2 separate regions of the Mus musculus genome follow, and region 1 is linked to region 2. The links are chromatin loops, found by intact Hi-C in ENCODE. Cell type or tissue: heart. All regions are shown on one strand.

Evidence for each region. Hi-C counts contacts between places; a loop is a spot of excess contacts. Peaks named below come from ENCODE experiments on the same cell type or tissue, not always from the same donor. Only the 100,000 strongest peaks of a DNase experiment are listed, where the experiment ranks them.
Region 1: it touches region 2 in a loop (4-fold over the local background); 11 of 42 quality-filtered maps call a loop at or near these places.

The regions. Positions count from the first base shown.
Region 1 is chr1:181,879,536-181,884,535 of GRCm38, reverse strand. Gm33669 (a long non-coding RNA gene) reads right to left here. Exons shown (of 4, transcript XR_865801.2): 2 at 3,556-3,900; 3 at 3,242-3,310. Among named protein-coding and RNA genes, the nearest start is that of Gm33669, 3.6 kb to the right of the region's middle. In heart, CTCF peaks have their summits at 2,736 and 3,442 (motif pointing right); a DNase peak (open chromatin) is centred at 2,855; H3K4me3 peaks cover 368 bases; H3K27ac peaks cover 912 bases.
Region 2 is chr1:181,826,404-181,831,403 of GRCm38, reverse strand. Lbr (lamin B receptor) reads left to right here. Exons shown (of 14, transcript NM_133815.2): 6 at 2,496-2,692. Among named protein-coding and RNA genes, the nearest start is that of Lbr, 13 kb to the left of the region's middle. In heart, CTCF peaks have their summits at 2,858 (motif pointing left) and 3,630 (motif pointing right); no DNase peak of the experiment used is centred here.

The DNA.
Region 1 (5,000 bases), 53 kb before region 2:
GTGTAGCCCTGGCTGTCCTGGAACTCACTCTGTAGACCAGGCTGGCCTTGAACTCAGAAATCTGCCTGCTTCTGCCTCCCGAGTGCTGGGATTAAAGGTATGTGCCACCACTGCCTGGCTAATTTCTAAATATATAGAAAGCAAAAGTTAAAAAAAAAATAGTAAGTTGTAGAAAATAAAACCCCATCAAGTCAGGCACTTAAAGCATCCCGCAGAAGTGCCTGGGGACATCCTGCTGAAACAGTCACGTTGGAGTCCCCGACTGGCAGATTCCCGGAGGAGCTTCTGGCTTTGTGTTCCCATGGTGGCCATTTCCGTGAGACAAATGAAAGAAACTAGAGTTGGAAATAGTCTTTCCCTCGAGTTGTCTCAAGGAAGCAAATGCTTTCTTAATCTCTGTAGCTGTTTGTTCTTCTCTTCCTCCCTGTTAGAGTTAGGGCAGGAAGTTCTGCTGAGCCTCCTATGGCCCTGAAGGCTCCAGCTAATGCCTGCCTACTCTCAGGGTCGAGGTGCCAGAAGTCCCACGGGTGTAGGGTTGCCAGAGATAGCAACTCAACGGCACAGGAGAAACTGTCCTGGGTGGTACAGGAGAAGCTGTCCTGGGTTTCCCAGCACCCCACAGTGGCTCTCGATAGCCTGGAACACCAATTCCAGGGCTTCCATTGCCCTCTTCTGTTTCCCACAGGCCCCAGGCACACGTGGTGGACAGACATACATCTAGGCAAAGCATCCATGCACATAAAATAAAAATAAACAGATCTCATTTAACTTATTAACAAGTAAGTGGTTAGGGCTGGAGAGATGGCTCAGGAGTTAAGAGCACCGACTGCTCTTCCAGAAATCCTGAGTTCAATTCCCAGCATGGTGGCTCACAACCATCTGTAATGAGATCTGACGCCCTCTTCTGGTGTGTCTGAAGATAGCTACAGTGTACTCACATACATAAAATAAATAAATCTTAAAAACAAAACAAAACAAGAAATAAGTGGTTAATTAGAAATTGGACTGCAGGTATAGATCAGTGTGGGAAAGCCTGTATGTGTCTGGTATGTGCGAGGTCCCGTGTCCACTTCCTGTCACCAAAAATTGACGCCAAGAAAAACCACCACCACCACCAACAACAACAGAGACACTACCCAGATGCTCAGTTACATTTAAATTTCAGGTTGACAGTAACCTTAGAGTAAAAATGATTTTATCGCAAATATTGTGTGACATACACCTATTCCCAAAAGCAATTTGTTCATCTGTTGAGAAAAGGCCAAGAAGCAGCTCTGGTGAGGACTTCCAGAAGAGGTGAACACCAAGAAAAGACGTTGAGGGAGCAGCGGGTGTTCCTGTGTGCTCGGGGCCTTTCTGAAGCCAGTGTGGATGGGCTTCCTTGAGTGTAACTGTGTTAAAGTGCAGATTCTGGGCCCTCTCCTAGGCTGGTGACTGATGGGAGCGGCTGCGGCTCTACAGCTCTGGGTGAGCAGACACCAAATTTGAGGCCCTGCGTGCTGAGGTGTTTGTCTCATGTCTGGGGATTCTGTGCAGGCAGCAGTGAAGTGGCAAGACTGTCTTGGGCAGCCTAAGCAGGAGCCACCTTAGAAACAGTGATTTCCCCAGGGCCTGGGACCAGGCTTCCCCACATTGACAGAGGACAATGGTAGAGATCTAGGCCAACCTGCTTCCTCAAGGCTGTGGTGAAGTTGAAATGAGAAAATAAAAAACCGATGTCGTGTAGATTTTGACATGCTCAGGACCACCTCTCCCTCCTCTCCCTCTCCTCCTCCTTTTCCTACGTTTTTGGTGGTTGTTTTGAGATAGACTCTCACTATGTAGCTCTGGCTGTCCTGCAACTTAGACTAGATTGGCCCAGAACTCACAGAGATCCACCTGCCTCTGCCTCCCCAGTGCTGGGATTAAAGGTGTGTGCCACCACCACGCTGGGTTTAGGATCTTCTTGTCAGAGCTGGGTGGGGCTTGGCATGGAGTGACACCTCCTGTCTTGGGGCTCTTCTGCCATGGGTCTGACAGGTGCTAAATGAGCATTCTACCGTGGAGCTATAGCCCATGGACTTACTGCCCTTTCCTGTCAGTCAAGAGGGTCTCTTGCAGGAGGAACAGCTGTCTAACGCTGAACTGGGAACACACAGCCAGCCATTGTTTCCCACATCAAGTTAAGCCTAACACCAGCTTGCACCTCCCTGAGGAGGACTGTGCATCACTGTTCCATCTCAGGGATCCCTCCCACCCAGAGTTTACCTAGGAACTCCTGAGCTCAGAGGTCCCGTCTCTGCCACATTGACCTCAGGCTATGCTCAAGAGTCCCTCACTGTTCTCCATCCCTGGGGATCTGTGTGCCTATACAAAGCCCAGGTCACTGCCCAGAGGGCAGTGTGCACTGCATTGCTGCCTCGGGAAGCAGGCTGTCCTTAAACTGCCCAGCAGAGAAAGCCTCTCCCTGCTGGGCCATGGGCAACCCCATGGATGGCTTTTACATCCTTAGAAAGGCTGTTCTTTCCTGCCTGGACACTGTCAAAGCACAAAGGATTCCTTCATCTTTTCATCCTTCCTGCTCCCCGCCCCCCAACTTGGCTGAGAAAGGCAAAGACATGCCTTACCCTCTGGGCTTGGGGAAGAGGCTACCACTCTCACTAAAGCTCTGGCCTCCAGCCAGATAACTGACCAGTGTCAAAGATGGTGCATGGGTCAGGAAAACGGTGTTTGCCTGATGATCGGTAGTCCAAAACCAGGTGGCGCTCTAGGCCCACCCTGGGACCTGCCAGAGCTTGCCACATCTTGTTTCCGGTCCCACTCAACCTCGCTAAATTGCGGCTCACTTCCCTCTCACTTGGGCTCCCAGGAGGAGTGCTGCCAAATACCCAGCTTACCCAGGGCTGGCTGACTGGGTGCAGTGCCAGGTGTATGTTGGTCTGTGCTTTCTTTCTCAAGTCAAAGCCAGTAGCCAGGGCCTCATGCCAACCCTGTGCAGACTGGCCTCTGCGGCATAGCGGTTCTTCCCGAATTTCCTTGCTGAAACGACACTTGGGATGACCCTAGTTGGCGCATCCTCTGGGCTCACCCTCCCCCACCAAGAAGCTGACCCACTTTTCTCTCTCCCCATCCATTGCTGCACTGAACGCTAGGCGCCTTCACCCAGAGAACAGGACCCCATCTAGGCCTCTAGTCTCTTACTCTGAGGATTTAGGACTTTCCTGCCAGAGTACGAGTTATGAGACAGAAATTTCCCGCCAACCTTGCGTCCTAAGAGAGTGTTGGAGTGAGGTCCGCCAGCTGGGCAGGGGTTCAAGTCCCTCTGGGGCCGCTGCATGAAACCTGGGTTAAGGAAGATCTGAAAAGGGCTTCCCAGAGGTAGGTCCCTCAGCCTAGAGGCCAGGCTTTCAGGCCCCACCCGCACCCCACCCCGACCCCTCTCACACCATCCTTACTCTGAAGCTCACCACATGGTGGCGCTGTAACAGAGCTACACCTATAGATGGTCCCGGGTTTCAGGCTTCATCCCATCTCCCACCAACTATCCCTTTGTCTCCGTTTACTTGGCTGAGGTACATGGTCCACAGTAGTCTGGTGGCTGGGAAGTTCTTTCACACAGTCCTCCAGGCAGTGGGGGCCCGGATGAGGGACGTAGATCGCATCCATTCCGGGCTTTGGAATACTCATTGCCTGGTCTGGGTGCTGAGACACTGCGACCTGCACTGGCTGTGGGTACAGGGTGCTGAGACACTGAGACCTGCACTGGCTGTGGGTACAGGGAGAGCACAGAGTAACCCCAGGTGCCTGCCAGAACTTACCAGGCCATCTGCTCCAGAGAGGGGGATGGGAGTATTTGGGAGGGGGGGCTAGTCTTTAGGGCAGGGCTTAAACTTTTTCTGTTCGCCACCCCTGTATGAGACCCTAGCAATATAGAGACAAAAAAAAAAAAAAAAAAAAAAGCAAACAATTACATTTACAAGTAATAACTCACAAAGAAATTTTAAAAGCGATTCTTAGACATACATATAATTATAGCATTTATTAAGGATGAAAGCAAGTTTGTATAGAGGTTTGTTATATTTACATAAGGAATATGACATTGGCTATATATTTCACACTGTAGAACATGGAATATCTCCAGTATTTTTCAGAGGCAATGTAAATTCAAAATAGCAGAAATATGTCTAGAGCCATTTCAGAAATTGTGGGGAATTCTGTCTTAGTCTCAGAGCCACAATTCACTTAATGATTTTTTTTTAAAATGAAATTCAAGACAGCAGCTCAAACAGCAAATCTGAAAATCAAATATGCTTACATAATACAACCCAGAGATACATTTGTGGGATACATGCTGAGGGGTGTCAGTGGGAAAATATCAAAAGTGTTTGTTTCCCATGATTAAGCCTCCATGTTTGGGTAAGAACAGAAGCCCGTGTGTGTGCTGTGAAAACACTGTGGTTTGTATTGCACCTATCTCAGATCTGAGCTCAGGGGTCAGGCAGCATCTACCGCTCAGACACCAGGTCATACACGGTGCACAGCACACATGTGTGTTCAGAACCAAGTCTGCAGGGAAGCCACACTCTGCACCACAGTTGATCGATGCCCAAAATGCTGGAGATGCACTGAGTCTTTAGTTCTGATGTAACATTTGCTCCGTCCCATACAGAGTCATGACCACGGTTTGAGAAGCTGGGCTTTCTCTCTCTCTCTCTCTCTCTCTCTCTCTCTCTCTCTCTGTGTGCGTGTGCGTGTGCGTGTGCGTGTGCGTGTGTGTGTGTGTGTGTGTGTGTGTGTGTGTGTGTGTGTGTAGAAGCAGCCCCTTTCCCTAGGTCCTGGCATGCTTTTCCTGCTGAGAGCCAAGAAACTCAACACACTTGAGAACCCAAAGCCCCTACAGAGACAATGTGTGCTGTGTGCTCCCTCAAACCAAAGTGTTCTGGGGACAGGTGGACCATGCTCTCTGAGACCCAGCATGGTTATAACTGAATGAGGACGTGCCTGCTCCTAGGTATGTCTGA
Region 2 (5,000 bases):
TATGAAGGCCTGAGCTGGGAGCTACGGCAGTGTGTGTACAGGGCACAACTGGGGTGGTACATGGGACACACGGAGGCATAGATGGATAGGATGATGGGACAAGCCATAAAGTACAAAGGATGCTAACTTTAAAGTCATAATAAAGGGAGCTTGCCATGGGGAAGGGTACAGGAGGGGTAGTGGTGATCCTGTAGGGACTGGGAGCTCTGCTACTGATGAGTAGAGAAGGCAGGGAGGGCCCGGCTGGTGTTCCCTGCAGAAGCAAGCTGCAGCGTAAGGCATCCTGCTGCCTTCCCAATGGGCTGATCAGAGAGTGCATGCGTGGAGCCTCCCAGAAGACAGTTACGTTAGGCTCTTGTCTGCAAGCATAACAGAGCCATTGATAATGGCAGGGATTGGTTCTTGCCCATGGGATGGGTCTCAGGTTGGGCCAGCCTTTGGTTGGCCATTCCCTCAGTCTCTGCTCCATTTCTGTCCCCCTTTTTTTTTAAAGATTCATTTATTTATTATATGTAAGTACACTGTAGTTGTTTTCAGACACACCAGAAGAGGGAGTCAGATCTTGTTACGGATGGTTGTGAGCCACCATGTGGTTGCTGGGATTTGAACTCAGGACCTTTGGAAGAGCAGTCAGGTGCTCTTACCTGCTGAGCCATCTCACCAGCTCCCTGTGCTTCTTGAAGGCAGACAAATTTTGGGTTGGAGGTTAAGTGGGTGGGTGATTGTTGCCTGTCTGTGGCTCTTTTTTTTTTTTTGAGACAGGGTTTCTCTGTGTAGCCCTGGCTGTCCTGGAACTCACTCTGTAGACCAGGCTGGCCTTGAACTCAGAAATCTGCCTGCCTCTGCCTTCTGAGTGCTGGGATTAAAGGCGTGCGCCACCACTGCCAGGCTTTGTGGATCTTGTTCCTCTAACTGGGCTGTCTTATCTGGCCTCAGTGGGTGTCTTAGTCAGGGTTTCTATTCCTGCACAAACATCATGACCAAGAAGCAAGTTGGGGAGGAAAGGGTTTATTCAGCTTACATTTTCATCACTGAAAGAAGTGAGGCCTGGAACTCAAGCCAGGCAGGGAGCAGGAGCTGATGTAGAGGCCATGGAGGGATGTTAATTACTGTCTTGCTCAGCCTGCTCTCTTATAGAACCCAAGACTACCAGCCCAGAGATGGTCCCACCCACAAGGGGACCTCCCCACTTGATCACTAATTGAGAAAATGCCTTACAGTTGGATCTCATGGAGGCATTTCCTCAACTGAAGCTCCTTTCTCTGTGATAACTCCAGCTGTGTCAAGCTGACACAAAATCAGCCAGTACAGTGGGAGAGGATGCTCCTAGCCCTGCCGTGACTTGATGTTCCAGGGTGGGTTGGTACCCAGGGAGGATGGAGGGAGGGCTGTGAGAGGGGGGCTGCGACTGCGATGTAAAGTCAATAAATAATGGGAAAAGTTCCCAAACAAAACACAGAGTGTATGTCAAAGCCTGCGGTGAGTGAGCATGTGAGCTGGTGGCAGCCCATAGTCTGGCTTGGGTTACCTGCTCTGCTTGCTGTCCTCGCCCATAATCTCCACGTGTGTGACAGTAAGCTGCATGTTAGAAACCTATGGATAGAAAGTCTACTGTGAGGACCAGGGGACTCATTGAGCTAAGAGGCTCTTGCCTACAAGGCAGAGCTGGAGGCCAAGGCTACCAGAGGCTGTGCAACCACATTAGCCTAGCCGTTGTTTGGTGTCTGCGTCTCCACACTGCTCTTTTTGTGGCTGGAGTTGACAGTTTCAGAGCTTGGTCTCTGAGGTGGACCCTACTTTTGTCACTCACCCAAGGCTGTGTGCTCACTGGAAGTGATGGGGAGAGAGTTTAAAAGTTACTAAATTTTATGACTTTGGTAGGGGAGGGATGGAGAGAGCAAGCAAGCTAATGCTCTGGGGCTCACATGAATGCTGGCTGTGAGCTCCAGGTGTCAGATGCCCTTCCCTGCTGAGCATTTTCCCAGCCAAGACAGGGAGAGGTTTTTCTTTTTTTTTTTTTTTTTTGAGGCAGGGTTTCTCTGTGTAGCCCTGGCTGTCCTGGAACTCACTTTGTAGACCAGGCTGGCCTCAAACTCAGAAATCCTCCTGCCTCTGCCTCCCGAGTGCTGGGATTAAAGGTGTGCTCCACCACGCCTGGCTTATTTCCTTCATTTTATATGTATGAATGTTTACCTGTGAATTTGTTATGTGTACCGCATGTATGCCTGTTGTTCAGGGCAGTCAGAAGAGGACATTGGCTTCCCTGGAACTGGAGTTACATACAGATGGTTGTGAGCCACCATGTGGGTGCTGGGTCCTCTGTGAGAGAGCAAGTGCTTTTAACCACCAGGCTGATGCTTCTGCCCCCTAGATGAGGAGTTTTTGATGGTACCTTACAAATTGGTTTCAGACAGCTAACCAGATCTAGTTTTGCCCTGAAAGTAAAATAAATATAAATACAAAGCCCACATGAGGTCTGATGCCTGTCCTTGCAGGTGCGGTCCTCATCATGCTGGGCCTGCCCGCCTGCGTCCTCTTGCTGCTGCTGCAGTGCAGGCAGAAGGACCCGGGGCTGCTCCACTTCCCTCCACCTCTGCCGGCTCTCCACGAGCTGTGGGAACCCAGGGTGTGCGGCGTTTACCTCCTCTGGTTTTTCGTTCAAGCTCTCTTCCACCTTCTACCAGTTGGGAAGGTAAGGTTTTGGGGTTTGTTGTATGTATATTTTTTGTGTTTTGAGACATGGTCCTGGCTGTGTGTTCCTGACCTGGAACTCACTCTGTAGACCAGGTTGGTCCTGAACTCGCAGAGCTCTGCCTGCCTCTGCCTCTGCAGTGCTTGGATTATAAACGTGTGCCCCCTGGTGGAAGTAGGGTTTTGCTGAAGGGGCATGGTTTTGTGAAACTTGACTGACTGACTTGTCATTTTTAAGATTTCCAGCAGTTTCAAAGTTAAGCGGTCAGTCATGCGCTGAGCCTTATTCCTGAGCTCTGTAGCTTTCCTCTTACTAAGTATAACTTTAAAAATATGATTTGGGTTTATCTAATTTCCTATATCACTTTTCTTTCTTTTTCAACAAAATACCTGACAAAAGCCAAGGGGGGCAGGGGGGGGGGAAACAAACAACAACAGGATTTATTTTGCCTCAAGCTTTGAGGGTAACGTCCATGATAGCAGAGGAATGGTGTTGGGGAGAGAGGTGGCTGGTCACTTTGCATCAGTGCCAGGTTGGAAGCAGAGAGACAGGGATACTGATTCTCAGCTTGATTTCCCCTGTGTGTGTGTGGGTGTTTTCGCCCACATCTATGTCTGTGCTCTGTGTGCGCAGAACTCCGAGGACATTAGCCCCCCTAGGACTGGAGGCATGGTTGTGAACCATCAGTGTGTACTGAGGACAGCCCCCGGTGCTCGGGAAGAGCAGCCTGTGTCCTTGGTGAGCCGGTGCTCCAGCTCTTCTTCCTTTTCTGCAGTGTGGGAACCCAGCCCAAGAAACGGAGCCACTCACATTAGGGTGGTCTTTACACCTCAGCACAGTCTAGAGACTGCGAGATAGGTGTGCCTAGAGGTTTGCTCCTAGGTGATTCTTAGGGCATTGAATCCAATTATGTGTGTGTACGCTGTTGCTGTTTTCAGACTCACCAGAAGAGGGCATCAGATCCGTGAGCTGGTTGCTGGAATTTGAACTCAGAACCTGTGAAAGAGCAGCCAGTGTTCTTAACCACAGAGCCATCTCTCCAGGCCCCCCCTACATACATATACATATACACATACACATACACATACACATACACATACACATACACATACACATACACATACACATACATATACATATACACACATACATACACATATATATAATCATACCTATTTCCAGTTCTAACAGGAAAGAATAAGTTATTTGCTATTAGCCTAACTCTTAGTAGAGGCAGCTGAAGAGCATCCCCCTCAGTGTGTTTACTTGTGGGTGCAACATTTTAAATCATTGTCTTCTGAGCTCAGTGGATTTAACAGAAAACAAACAAAAAACCCCAAAACACAGATTCAGGTATTTCCAGTTTTGATCCTTAGGAACTGTTGTCAAGAACACAGTGTCCTTTTCAGACTCCATTGCTAAGTGTGGTCTTTCAGTTGTTATACCTTTCCTTAGAGATGTGTTCAAAGAACATGAGCTGCCCTAAGCAGTACATAATTTATTTCAGATCTTATTCTTAGGAGACTGCATCTTTGCCAGCTGGAAATTCTGTTAGGAGGGTGGGGCTGTGGACATGGTGCTGTGGACTCTCACTGTAAGTGGCTGTCCGCTTTTACTACAGGGCTCTGTTCAGAGTCAGGTGAAAATAACCATGCATACGTACAGGCAGATGTCGAGTGTCAGTCGAGAGATCCTCTCTCTATTGTCAGACTAAGGCCAAGAAGACACCTGCAATTGAGAAGGATCGCTTAGGGTTTCGCCAGTGCTGTGATCTCAGGTTTTATGTTTCTGTCCTGGGTTTCCCTGCCAGCAGAGGAACAGGTGCAGGAAGATGATGCCATCTTAATATTGGACAGCTTAAAGTGAATGGCTACATTTTGATACTTGGGGATCCATGTGGCTGCCCATTCACTCAGGTGGTTGTTGAAAAGAACCTCTGTTCTTGTGTTAAACTTCTTTACGTACATACATATTTTATAGCTAGACTCCCCATATAGAAACAGCACGCACATTTTCTTTTTGAGTTTGCATGATCTCACTTCATATTTTTTTTTGTTTTTGTTTTGTTTTTTCGAGACAGGGTTTCTCTGTATAGCCCTGGCTGTCCTGGAACTCACTCTGTAGACCAGGCTGGCCTCGAACTCAGAAATCCACCTGCCTCTGCCTCCCGAGTGCTGGGATTAAAGGCGTGTGCCACCATGCCCGGCTACTTCGTACATTTTAAGCCCATTGGTTTTCCTGTGGCCGGCCGGCCGGCCTGCCTGCCTGCCTGCCTGCCTGCCTGCCTGCCTGCCCGCCCGCCCGCCCG